Regions from separate parts of the Mus musculus genome. Here region 2 is linked to region 1. The links are chromatin contacts, found by Hi-C or POLR2A ChIA-PET in ENCODE. All regions are on one chromosome and are shown on one strand. The core of a region is the stretch at or near the end of the contact, and the rest is flanking DNA. Distances in the headings are between cores, read along the strand shown.

Region 1 (6,442 bases), core at 1,686-4,185:
CAAGTGCACACACACCCTGAATCTCTTTCCTCTTTCAAAGAGGAAAAGAGGAGTTTCTAGAAGAGCATACTCTTTAAAGGGGTAAGTACTGATCCCACAAAAGCAAAGGGCTATAGGCAGAGGCATGAACAGATTATGAACTTAGGCCTCTTTGAAAACAAAACGAAGGTAAGCAAAAGAGGCAGTTGTAATGAAGGATGGGCAGCCAGAATAGCACAAGAACTGTTAGAACTCTGAGCCTGCCAAATACACGAGACCCTGTCACCATCAACACAAGGGGTACACCTATTAAGGTGAAGAAGAGGGTATAGCAGGGTCTGCTAGTTGCTCTCTCAAGCCACCTAAAACTTGATCAGAACAATTTGAAAACTTTGTTTTGGAGGATTCTAGGCCTTTGTTGTAAGGGAACTTGACTTTTTAGAAACCTGGTTACCTTCTAACATCCAACCTCTGCAAAATGGTAACAAATTAACACCAAAGTGGTCAATTGTTTTCAGTAAACTAATGAATATGTAGAGGTCCCAGGAAGCTAAGACATAGGCCTGCAATGGACTTTGGAGCTGACTGTAATTAGGCCCCTGCCCTACTTTCTAAAATTGTATTTCCCTGCCAGAAAGTCTGCTCCGGGCCTTAGTAGAAGAAAGGTGGTCCAGGAAATGGAGAAGGTGTTGCTGCTGCTCCTGTGGAAGACATCTCTAAAAACAGCTCTACTACTACACAAGTTGTACCCCTGCCCTTAGCCTTACCTTACTGGGCTAATTTCTGCCACCACAGCTGCCTGGGCTGACATAAGCATCACCAACCTTCCCACCCCCCTTTCTGCAGAGGCCCTGAGAAAAGCCCAGCTCCCTGCAGGCAACAGGTGTGGAGAGACAAGGAACTCAAGAGGGTTGAACCCACCAGTCTTTCAGAGTCAACTTGGGAGGGGGAATAGTTCAGAGGTGCAGAGGCAGGCCTGTATACTCAGCCTGGCAGGGGAGGTGCTGAGAAGCTGCCAGGAGAGTCTGGCTCCAATTCTTGTTCCATGAACTACCCCAGACCACGATCTCCTGCCTACTTTCTGCCTCCTCAGTGTGGAGTGTGTGAGATGGAGGGTGGGGTCAATTGCTTCACACTTGGTCCTGCCCTCAAATGAAGAGGAGGTGCCTGGGACCGCAGGGGCCCAGAAAGGATGAGGGTGCACGGAAGAGGCTAAGGAGCTGGCAAGGGAGGAAGCACTGCAGGCTGCACCTACTGCAGCAGAGGGAAGCTTCTAGTCTACCAGAGGCAAGGGGGCTGGCTCTCACCTGGACACAACTGGCACATACTTTCAGCTTTGGCAAGCCCCAGCACTTCTTTTCCCTTAGGGCAAGGAAAAGGTCCTGAAGGCTCTTGGGCAGTCAACCGGCGACTCAGGCCAATCCCCCGTACTACATGTGCAGAAAGTGCCAAGAGGCTACCAGAGAAGGACTCAAAGCTTTCTGCCCTAAAGACAGAGCAAGGGAAGCAAGCAAGGAACAACATGTGGCTCCCATAAGGGAGGGGACAGAGGCCAGGCTTTAGATCAGCTATACCTGCAGATAGGCTCCTCCCAATTTGCAAGGGCTTGGGTTTGGGGAAGGAGGCACTAGTTAACCCCTTCAATCTCTCTCTCTCTCTCTCTCTCTCTCTCTCTCTCTCTCTCTCTCACACACACACACACACACACACACACACACACACACACAAAAGACACACTGAGCCCTCCAGTCTGCTATGGGGGGCGGGGTGGGGGAACTCAATTGTTAAGGCACCAGATTAGGAAAAGAAATAATTTGAAGGAAAAAAAAACTACAAAAATTCACAACTGGTACAATACCCCCATGTGTGTGTAGGGGGGGGCAGTATAGTCATCATGCCATTCGTATTTGCCACGAGGGTCTCATTAGTCTGTTAAAAGCCTGCACCTTAAAGAATGCTTCCCTCTTTTTTTCTGGGTGTAGAGAACGGATCTGTGATCTAAATATTATCTTTTCTCCCGAACGAGCATGGGCGCTGGAGATGAGGACTATCGCAGGAGGGGGGAGGATTCCGCCTGCGCCAAGAGAACACATCCGCTGCCGCGCCAGCCCCAGCCCACTGGGTAACGGTGTACGTCTGAAGTCACTGTCGCCCGCGACATCCCCTCCCCCTCACCAGTCGGAGTAGAGGGTTTCTCTAAGTACCGAAATGCAACCTTTAAACACAGAAGAGTACGGGGGTGTAAGAACGGGGGTTGAAAAATCAGGGAGAAAGCAAAGATGGCAATAAGTGCAAAGAGAGAAGGAAAACACATCAGGGGAGTGAGATAGGAAAAGAGAAGATAGGGAAAAGAAGGGTTAGGAGAGAGATGGAGGGAAGACTTTGAGAAACCCAGGGCGGTAGCACTTACCAGTGTTGTACACGTGTAGTTCGTCCACTATCCCCTCGTTGCCGCCGCCAAACACCACTATAAGCTCCTTGATAGCCACTGCACGGTGGCCGTGGCGGGGTCGGGGCACGGGACCCGACCAGCCCACCACCCGTTTCCAGCGGGGCTGCAGAAGCACCGCTGGCAAGTTTGCGGGAGACACAGCCGAAGCCATAGTTCCGGTTAAGGATGCAGTGGGAAGAGGTCACTGAATGGGAGGATACCCTTAATTCTTCACACACCCCCTTTCGTCTAAGGCAGCTCTCACGAAGAAGCGGCTCCTTACACAGCGGTGGACGACTCCATGGAGGCCGCCATCTTAACTATCCTCCTTCCTTTGGCTCTTCCCCCCCTTCTCACTCAGCTCGTATCCTTAAAAGCTTCTCAGAACTGCAGAGCACCTATTCCCGAGAAGCTGGAGGCCACTGAGCGCCGTCGCTCTAACTATTTGCCTGGGTGTTCCCGCTTAGAACCTCGAGCAGGAGGCTCTGGGAGCCGCCATCTTGAGCCGCCTCTCTCTCCTCCCTTCCTCAGTCGTAGCCCTCCCCCGCCGGAAATGGCGGAGCCCCGGCCCGGTTCCCACACCCCCCGTCCCCAGCACTGGCTGGCTTCCGGGGCGGGTGGAAAAGAGCCACAAATGCCGCGGTTGTCTCAACTTCGCCGACAGTCAGACCACAATTGTGGAAGCCGCCATCTTGAAACCGTCCTGCTTCCCCACCCAGCACTTAGTACAACCACCGATCGCAGAACCCCAACGTTCCTAAGTAATAAAGGCGTGTCAGAGGCTGGCGGAACGGGCTCCAACTCTCAGTTGCTGCTCGAAGCCCCGACCCGTATGGCTCGAGAGGTTTTGCACCTCTCCCTTGAGTCCGCCTCTGCTATTCAGGCTGTGGCGGCCGCCCTGGGAGCCGCCATCTTGAGACTAGCTTCTCTTCCCCCCCCCACCCCACCTATCCTCTTCTTCCTGGACAGTTCTTCCACAGCAAACCAAACGCAAGGCAGCGTCCAATCCTCGCTTCCCTCCTTAAGACTCCTTCCCACAGGAGCCGCTCGAAAGAGCAGGAGTTAAGACCCGAAGTGACAATTGTACGGCAGAAGAAGCGGTAACGGCAGGGCGATCATGCCTCCTCCCTGGGAGCCGCCATCTTGTGTGAAGAAGTAACAACTAAACATGGCGGCTATCGGGCGAGGGGGCGGGGTCAGAAGACGTCACCTTTCCCCCTCCTCCCCGCCTTCGCACGTCTTTGACTCTGGTCTCAAGCCTCTTAAAGGACCCAAAGCTCATAAAGAATTAAAAGCTTCTTTAAAAACCAGTGCGTTGTCTATTTGCGGGCGAGTTGGTGCTCTGTGCAGTAAGCTAGAGACAGTAGAGTTCAGGTCAGGTGCAGTAGTGCCCCGCCCTGCACTCCCCCCCACCAGGGCTCTTCCACGCCTCCACTCTGGGAGTCGCCATCTTGCCACTTCCCCACGCCCGGTCGTCTGCGGGCGTCAATAGCGAGTTTCAGCACAAAACAAAGATGGCCGCGGCATCTAGGGATGCCCGGATGAAAATCTAACTCCGTTCAGTCGCTTGGCCACGCCCCCTGGGAACTGTCTCCCAGGTCGCTGATGGGACACAAACCAGAGAAATGGCCTTTAACTAGCAGTGGCGGCATGACACATGGTAGTTAAGGGTGGCAAAGAATACTGCGATTGCACCCTTTGCTGAGAAGCATCTCTTTTCCCGCTCCGAACACTCTGCGACACTTAGAACCCAGCTACAGCGGGTAGCTGCAGGCGGGGCCAGAGCGGAAGGTGACGCCATGAGCTCACAGGGGCGGAGCTGCTGCCCGCTCCCAGGAGCGCCAGCAACACCCCGAGGCGTCTCCACATCCGCCCGCGCCTCCCGAAGGACTCGGCCACGCGCTCTGAATTGCAGCGCACCAGGCTACCCGCAGCCAGCGGCCCTGGGAGGCTACCGGCACCGGAGCAAAGCCAGCGCGGGAGCAGTCTGCGCCACTCGCGTCACCCGCCCCGCCTTCTTCCCAGGGCTTCTCGCCCCACCTTTGCGCAGGCGTACAACATCTTTATGGGTCCGCCCTTTTTTGAGATTTGAATTTTCCCCAGCAAAGGCAGAGAAGTAAAAATCCCCGGATGGTGAACGCTGTTTTTTTTCGCGCCAATATTGTAAGCTCACACAACAACCTTGAAAAAGGAGCGTTATCGTCTTCATGTCTACGTTCCAAGTCTCCAAGGAGGCCATTTAGACACAGCACTGTCATCACTGTCATAGGCAGGTTGTAGCACAGAGGTCCTAAACTGATGTCCCAGAGCACACACTAAAAGCAGATTATTTCTCCACACTAACCTTTCTTTATTCCATCCTTATTTTAACTACTAGTGGAATTTTGACATTTCCTATAGTTGAAAATGTAGGAAGCAGAACAAGGAGTATCAGAAACACCTGTGACTTTGTCATCAAAGGATATGTACAGATCACTATAGGTCCTGTAGCTGCTTTGTACAGATCTAGAAATTAAATTACAAGCTCTACTGGCAGCCTGAATAACTTTAATGTTGCTGTATTGAACCTGCTGTAGATCTTATAATTTGATATCAATATCATGTGCAAATTACCATATCATACTGTAAACAATATGTAATAATCTTCTTTTCATGTATTAAGTTTATTTAGTATTCTCAGCTTTAGTTTATCCAATTGCAAATATTCATTTAGTAAAGGCCAGAGATGAGCCCCTGTTTATATTGTTGCACCATTAAGAGCTGGTGACCTTGGCCAGTCTCTTTTATAATCCAAACACTTTCCTGTAAAATAAAGGATCTGAGCTGCTGGTCTTCCAGGGGCTTAACTGAATTCAGCATGTTTTGTTCTCAAAATCAGAAGCTACCAATTAGTTCCTCTGGGGGCTGGGGGCTTATAGGTGGCTATGGTTATCCAAATCTGGGAGTGTCCCTTTCTATGCCTTCACATCTGCAGAAAAATCTCAATGGACAGTCCTGGGCACAATAGAATGTTCTCATAAATACTGCAAGCCAAAAAGCTACCTCTGTTCCAGCTTGGAGGTGACAGTGGCTGGTGCTTAAATCTATACAACCACAAGAAAAAGGCATGTGTAAAGAACATGTATTTTATGAAGATGTTCCTTAGCTGGGAAGTTGTTAGCTGGACAGAGTGGTTGAAATTTGGAGCAAATGCCTGCTACACAACTAGTTTCTACAGAAATAGAGGTGGAGTGAAGGCAAGATACATTGTCACACTTGGCAGGATATTCCCAATAGTCCCAAGACCTAAGAGCCAACACTATGTGTCTTCCCTGTCAGTTGCTAGGGGTAATTTCTAAAGAGCTGTTTGGCCTAGAACAAGGGTCATGGCAGTTCAAGGGTACAAGGAATTAAGCTACAAAGAAGCCAGCTTGATTCTCCTAGGAGACTTGGGCAATTAGTTTCATTGTATGTGACTTTCATCTCTGACTCTGGTAGACTCTGATTCCATTTGCAGGAAGGACTGCTTTATCTATACCCTTCCTGGATGTCCTCCTCAGTTGACAGGATCTGACTCCTATCATCATGTCACCATTCTGCATGCTGGAAGATAGGCTTATGTGGGTGCCCATATGGGTGCAGAGAACTTTAATATAGAGATCCATATGGGTGCAGGGAAGAATGCAGAGACACCAGATGGAGCCTCAGCTTGTGTCCCAGCTGAAGCCTCTTCAAGGATACGTGTGGATGGTAATTTGACTCTAGCCAAAAGGTTGGCTAGAAGGGATATGATGAGGTGCAAGGGTACTTAAGAAAAGATTCAGGGCCTCCGAATACAGACCATGTTAATCCTGGCTTGGAGGTAAGAACACAAGAGCAGATGTACCCCCACCCCCACTCCAGACATGGCGACAAAATTAGGATAAAAACTTCAGTTCCCTGATGGTGGTAATGAGTTTCAGTAGTGGGACCCACATATATTAGACCTGGTGGTCCTTCTTAGCAACACACACTCAAGGCAAGAAAACCTCATATTTAAGCCCAGCAGTTATG
Region 2 (6,592 bases), core at 1,253-3,752, 33 kb after region 1:
GTATAGAATCCAGGGTTCAATCTTCAGCACTGTGATGGTTTGTATATCCTTGGACCAGGGAGTGGCACCATCTGAAGGTGTGGCCTTGTTGGAATGGGTGTGACCTGGTTGGAATGGGTGTGTCACTGTGGGTGTGGGCATAAGATCCTCACCCTAGTTACCTGGAAGTCAGTCTTCTACTAGCAGCCTTTGGATGAAGACATAGAACTCTCAGCTCCTCCTGTGCCATGCCTGCCTGGATACTGCCATGCTCCCTCCTTGATGATAATGGACTGAACCTCTGAACCTGTAAGCCAGCCCCAATTAAATGTTGGTTTTTATAAGACTTGCCTTGGTCATGGTGTCTGTTCATGGCAGTAAAACCCTAACTAAGACAAGCACCAAAAAGTCAAACATATTTTCTGCAGAAGAGCATCAGGCTTACAGATACACATAGAGAAATATATCTAACAGAGGGCTACACATTCTTTTCAAACATACATGAAATAGGAAAATATCATGTAGTAGACCACAAAGAAAAGGCCAGTAAATTATAAGAAGTGGAAATTTGATAGCATTCCTGATGGAAATACAAAGAAAACAGATTAGCCAAGAGGAGATAATAAATAACTCCCTGGAAAACCTCCTAATGAAAATGGAAAATCTCCCTTGTAAATGAATCTCTGCAGGCACTAGTCATGAATGTGGTGCATAGACATACACATGAAATAAAAATTAATTAATCAAAAATAAGGAAATAAAACAATCATGAAGTACAGAAAAGCTTTTAAAAGTCAGATATGCAGGTCAGAGCTGTTAGACATTAGTTTTTATGTAGAAAATATCAAAGACATGTTACCAATGAGAAGAGAATATTTCAACATACATTCATAGACCAGGATTATGGACCTGAAAATATAGAAAAAACTAGACCCACCATGAAGAAGAAAGTACATACTAAAGAAAATCAGACTAAAGATTAAGTATGCAATAAAAGGCCAGTGAAGACAATGAAAGGGACCTGGGTGTAATTTTAATTATTTTAAATCTATTTTTAATGATGGTTCTTAAATGTTTTAACATCTTTTAGCCCACCATCTACCAGAGGTAGTGGCAAAGAAAGGATATGGGGCAAGTGGACCTGTTTAGAAAGGTTCTTTGGAGCAACTCCCATTTGTGTTGTCTGGAAATCGGCAGTTTCGTTTAGAGGTCAGCAGTGGCAGCTCCGTCTACTCACAAACACTTCATGGGTACACCAGCAGTCCAGGTCCATAGAGTCAGGACAGCAGACAGGAATCAGCAGCAGTGGCACTACCAACAGAGACAGCCAGGCCTCTGCCTAGGCACAAGTCAGTAGGAAGGAGGGACTAAGAAGGACACCAAGAGAAGTTCTAGGTTGTGACTCTCTCATTCTGCCAATCATCCTGAGTCCTTGGAAGCTGCAAGAAACTGTAGCAACATCACCAGAAGGTTTTTGGTGCATTTCTCTCTATGGAGTCCCAACAAATGCAGCTCAACTACATAATGAAAGGTGGACCAATACATGTGTGTCATTAGCAAAGAATCCTTCATCACGTGCTTGCGTTAGCAGAACATACTTCCTCCTGTCTGCTTCAGCTAAAAGTTCCTTCATGAGTCTGCCTTAGCCTTTCACCTGTGTCCACTTTAAGGAAACATTCCTTCATGTGTTTGCCCCAGCAAAACACCACCTAACATAACTGACTTTCCAAGGAACCATTAAGTTTCCACCTCACCTGGGAATGTAGCTCAATTCAGAAAGTGCTGCACAAGGCCCTGGGTTCGAACCTCAGTCTGCACAAACCAGGTGTGGTAGCACAAAGCACTCTCAAGGATGCAGGAGAATCAGAACTTCAAAGCCACCCTCAGCTTCATAGGAAGCTAGAGGCCAGCCTGAGTAACAAGAAAACGTTATCTCAAGACAACAATCAAAAAGGCAAATTCCACAAGGAAACCTGCTGATTTTTTTTATTTTCGAGGCAGGATTTCTCTGTATAGCCCGAGCTGTCCTGGAATTCCCTCTGTAAACCACCAGTTTGGCCTCAAACTCACAGGGATCCATCTGCCTCTGCCCCCAGAGAGTTGGGATTAAAGGAATGTTACTATGCCCACTTACACCTAATTGTAAGCTGATTAAAAGAGAAGGAGTGGAAGAAGGAAAGGGAGGGAAGAAGAGAGAAGTAGGGAGGGAGAAAGGGGAAGGGGGAGGGGGCAGGGAGAGGGAATGCCCAACCCCCTGACAACATGTAAATAAGTAACAACAATGGGTTTTTTCACTTTCTAGATTTGCAAAGGTGATCCTTTTGCTAATGTCTAATGCTTTAGAGGCCACTATGGCTACATCTATTAAGAGTCAGCATTCTCTTTTCTAAACATATACTTGTTCTAGACAATAAAAGAAAGCAGGCAACATGGTAGCAACATGGGAGCTGCTTCTGACCCAAGCTGGCTTCACTGCTGCTGTCTTGCTGTCTTGCTCAATGGTTGCCTTAGAAACAAGCTGGGGAGAGGGGGAGTCATTTATCTCCAGCAGCCATTAAAGCAGTGACTCAGCAGAAAACCGAACCCAAGAGAGAGACTTCCAGTCGCTGCTTTTGCCTGACTTTAATTCTCTCTGAGAAAAACAACAGTGAGGGCATATTTCCAGTGTGACAGCTGCAGTCTTGACGATATGATTTTTTAAAATGAATAAAGGCGGTAGAAAGATGCAATCCTTCTCTTCTGGTTTCTAAGTGAGCAGAGTAGCTTCCCCTAACCCTGCCCCCATAGATTAACAGTCCCTTTCACGTCCAGATTGTCTTTATCTCTACTTAATATGCAATCTCTACTGACTACAGCTTCATTCTAGACCCTCCTGCTGACAGTGTAAAACAAGCTTTCTTTTACAAAGGTTTGCTCAAGACAGTTTTAGCAACTGGCGTTCTATAGACCACAGCATGGCTCTCGTAGATTTTTAGAAAAGAGAAGGAATAATAATAAATAATAATAATAATAATAAATGGGCCGGGTGTGGTGGCGCACGCCTTTAATCCCAGCACTCGGGAGGCAGAGGCAGGTGGATTTCTGAGTTCGAGGCCAGCCTGGCCTACAAAGTGAGTTCCAGGACAGCCAGGGCTAAACAGAGAAACCCTGTCTTGAAAAACCTAAAAAAAAAAAAAAGAAAAAAAAAGAAAAACTACTAAAGGAAACATTACTAAAACATTACTGGTCCTGTTGCTGAGTTATCAGTCATATTTAAACTCAGAAAGCCAGGTGAGGTGATGCCTACATTTAGGAAGCAGAGGCAGGCAGGAGGATCAATATTTGAGGCCAGCTTTGGCCAACCTTGTCTCAAACAAACAACCAAACCTAAACCCTAGGAATAAACAATTCAACTGAAAAACTAAGGGCCAAACATTGGGTTTGATCCGATGTTGTTCTGCTTTGACTGGGGCCAGACCTGACTAGAAGGAGGGTAAACCAAAGGGAGTTTAACATCTGAGATGGGAAGGTCAAAGATTAGTTTTGGCAAGTGATCCTTTGTAGTGAGAATTCTGGAATTTTGGTTTCTTTAAAAAACCACAGAAATAGAATGTGTGTTTGTTTTAATCCCAGGTGTGGAATATGGGGCTACTTTGGACTGTCTGCAGTGGCTATGATATGCCTCATGCTCTAGCAGGGGCATGGTTTTGCCAGCTGCAGATAGTTTCTGTGATTGTGTGACATTTGGAATTCTGGGAATTTTTCAGAGGGTATATAAATGCTAGAGGCCCATAGGCAGAGTTGGTGGTTGGTGGTCATTTGGTGGGGGTTGGTGGGGGTTGGTTGAAACAAAAGGAAAGAAAATAGATTCAGAGATCTCTCCCCGCTCCTCTATTCTTCTTTCTCTCCTACCTAGTGGTAGGGGGTGAAATAGGGGGAGATAAAGGGTGGGAAAAAGAAGAACCCACAAAGTACCAAAGGCCAGCTACAGTGGAGGCTGACCTTGAACTCCTGATCTTTCTGCCTCAGCCTCTGGAGTGCCAGGATTATGAGCATACACCACCACATGTTTGCTTTCTTTTTTAAAGGGTATTTTACTGGGTCTAGAAATCTAGGTTGGCCGTTTTTCAGCACATTTAAAGATGTCTATTACCTTCCATTGTTTGTCTTGAAACATTATATTCTTTCCTTCCAGGTACTTTAAATAGTTCCTTGTCTTTAAGTAGTTAAACTGTGATGTGACTAAGTGTGATTCTCAGACTTATTTTGCTTAGTGGTTGTAATCTGTGGTTTTGATATGTTTGGGGAAATTCTCAACTAGTGCCTCTGCAAATACCGTTTTTATCTTTTCCTTTTGCCGTTGGAGGAATAAGCACCTTATGTCTTATTCATATTGTTATCCAGTGCCTGCAGTTCAAGAGAGAATATCCTGGCCAGGCTTGGTGACACTCACTTGTAATTCAAGCTCTCGAGAGGTGAAGGATCAGGAAGGAGTTCAAGGTTATCCTTGGCTACAAAATAAGTCTGAGGGTATCCTGAACTTCATGAGACCTTGTTTTGAAACAAAACAACAAAAAGCCCAGTGCCCTGCCAGAAAGAGCACTCCCTAGCTCATACCCAGGAAGTTGAGCCAGAATTGTTGGAGTTCAAGGTCAGCCTGGGGTACAAAGCAGACTCCTATGTCAACACCCTTCTCATACACACTAAAGGAAAGAAAAACAATAGCCTGTAGTTATATTAATGCCAGATAAAGCCAACTTCTGAAGGGACATTACCAAGGACAGAGGGGTAGTTTATAACAATAAAAAGATAAATTAAGAATACGTGTGTTCTGTGGCTGGAGAGATGGCTCAGTGGTTAAGAACACTGACTGCTCTTCCAGAGGTCCTGATGTCAATTCTCAGCAACCACATGGTGACTCACAACCGTCTGTAATGGGATCCGATGCCCTCTTCTGGGGTGTCTGAAGATAGCTACCTTGTATTTACATTAAATGAATAAATAAATAACTAAATTTTTTTAAAAAAAAAGAATAAATGTATTCAATGAAAGAGCTTCAAAATTCCTGCAACACAAATCTAGCAGAGTGGAAAGAAAGAAATGTGAATCCACAGTTACAGGTGAACACTGCAAAAACTTTCTCAGGCGGGGCGTGGTAGTCCATGCCTTTAATCCCAGCACTTGGGAGACAGAGGCAGGCGGATTTCTGAGTTGGAGGCCAGCCTGAGTTCCAGGACAGCCAGGGCTATACAGAGAAACCCTGTCTTGAAAAAAAAAAAACAAAAAAAAAAAAAAAGAAAAAAGAAAAAAAAGAAAAAAAAGGAAAAAAAAACCTTTCTCAGTTTGTAAGACAGAATGGGGAGATGGATAATTATTGAGGACATTGAGAGTTGTATTGCTCTAAGAAGTACTTTGAAGGACTCAACACAGAGCATGCTCCTCAACTACAGAATAGGGACTCATCAAACACACAGGGCACCTTGCAAAGCTGACCATATGCTATGTCTTAAAACAAGTTTCAATTAAATTAATTGTGACTACAATGGAATCACATGAAAAACCAACAGCAAGAAGATAATGGTATCCTTCTGTATTTATAGTATTCTATCAATGGATCCAATTAACCAACATTTCTTTTGAAGCTTAATGATAATTTTATAATATAATTGTATTAGAGTTTAAAAGAAATTTTTCAGGCTGGAGAGATGGCTCAGCAGTTAAGAGCACTGACTGCTCTTCCAAAGGTCCTGAGTTCAATTCCCAGCAACCACATGGTGGCTCATAACCATCTGTAAAGAGATCTGATGCCCTCTTCTGGAGTGTCTAAAGACAGCTACAATGTACTTACATATAATAAATAAATAAATCTTAAAAAAAAAGAAAAATTTCAGAGCAGGCAAGATATACATTTCAGCAGGTCCCCATAGAATGGAAAAGAAAAGGAAAACAGGTATTCCAGTTGAGTTAAGCTAGCTTGGAAATCAAGTACATGGTGGACAGATAGGCACATGGCCAGGAGGGGAAATTCAGAGAAAAAGTAAGTAAGCCCAAAGTATCAGAAAAAGCATCCTATAAAACACTCTTTTTTTTTTTTTTTTTTTTCCCGAGACAGGGCTTCTCTGTGTAGCCCTGCCTGTCCTGGAACTCACTCTGTAGACCAGGATGGCCTCGAACTCAGAAATCTGCCTGCCTCTGCCTCCCAAGTGCTGGGATTAAAGGCGTATGCCGCCACTGCCCGGCTGACAATATCTTTTAAACCTCATTTATACTATGTTTTCCTTCTTGCTATTATTCTCTAAATAATACAATGTAAATAGTATTTTCATAGCATTTACATTGTATTCGGTATCATAAGCAATTTAAAGATGCATCAACTGTAAAGGAGCGCTGCTAAGTTACTCACACTCCAGAGAACAGAACAACCCTCACCAGTGCTCATACAGGTAACCTCCATTAAACCCAGTAGGGTATAAAAAGCCACAAAACAAGTCAAGTACCAGGGCAGAATTCCTTTTCTTTTCTTTTCTTTTCTTTTCTTTTCTTTTCTTTTCTTCTCTAAGATTTATTTATTTATTATATGTAAGTACACTGTAGCTGTCTTCAGTCACTCCAGAAGAGGGTGCCAGATCTCATT

What was found. A loop is a pair of places that touch in the nucleus more often than their neighbours do. ChIA-PET counts read pairs that join two places held with the same protein, here RNA polymerase II (POLR2A).
Region 2: a map of left cerebral cortex shows a loop between it and region 1 (7-fold over the local background). The contact joins the enhancer-like site here to the promoter of Hcfc1 in region 1. A Hi-C loop is called at or near these places in 2 of 37 maps with a recorded cell type or tissue (both left cerebral cortex). POLR2A ChIA-PET finds 5 or more read pairs at or near these places in 4 of 5 experiments (Patski and embryonic stem cell).

What each region holds. Positions count from the first base shown.
Region 1 is chrX:73,963,422-73,969,863 of GRCm38, forward strand. It overlaps Hcfc1 (host cell factor C1), which reads right to left and starts at 2,936. Exons shown (of 26, transcript NM_008224.4): 1 at 2,390-2,936. The coding sequence starts at 2,582.
Region 2 is chrX:73,996,914-74,003,505 of GRCm38, forward strand. No RefSeq gene overlaps it. Among named protein-coding and RNA genes, the nearest start is that of Mir5132, 23 kb to the right of the region's middle. Within about 2 kb of position 2,503, at least 1 of the 3 ENCODE cell types and tissues checked has a DNase peak (open chromatin) inside an H3K27ac peak, as active enhancers do.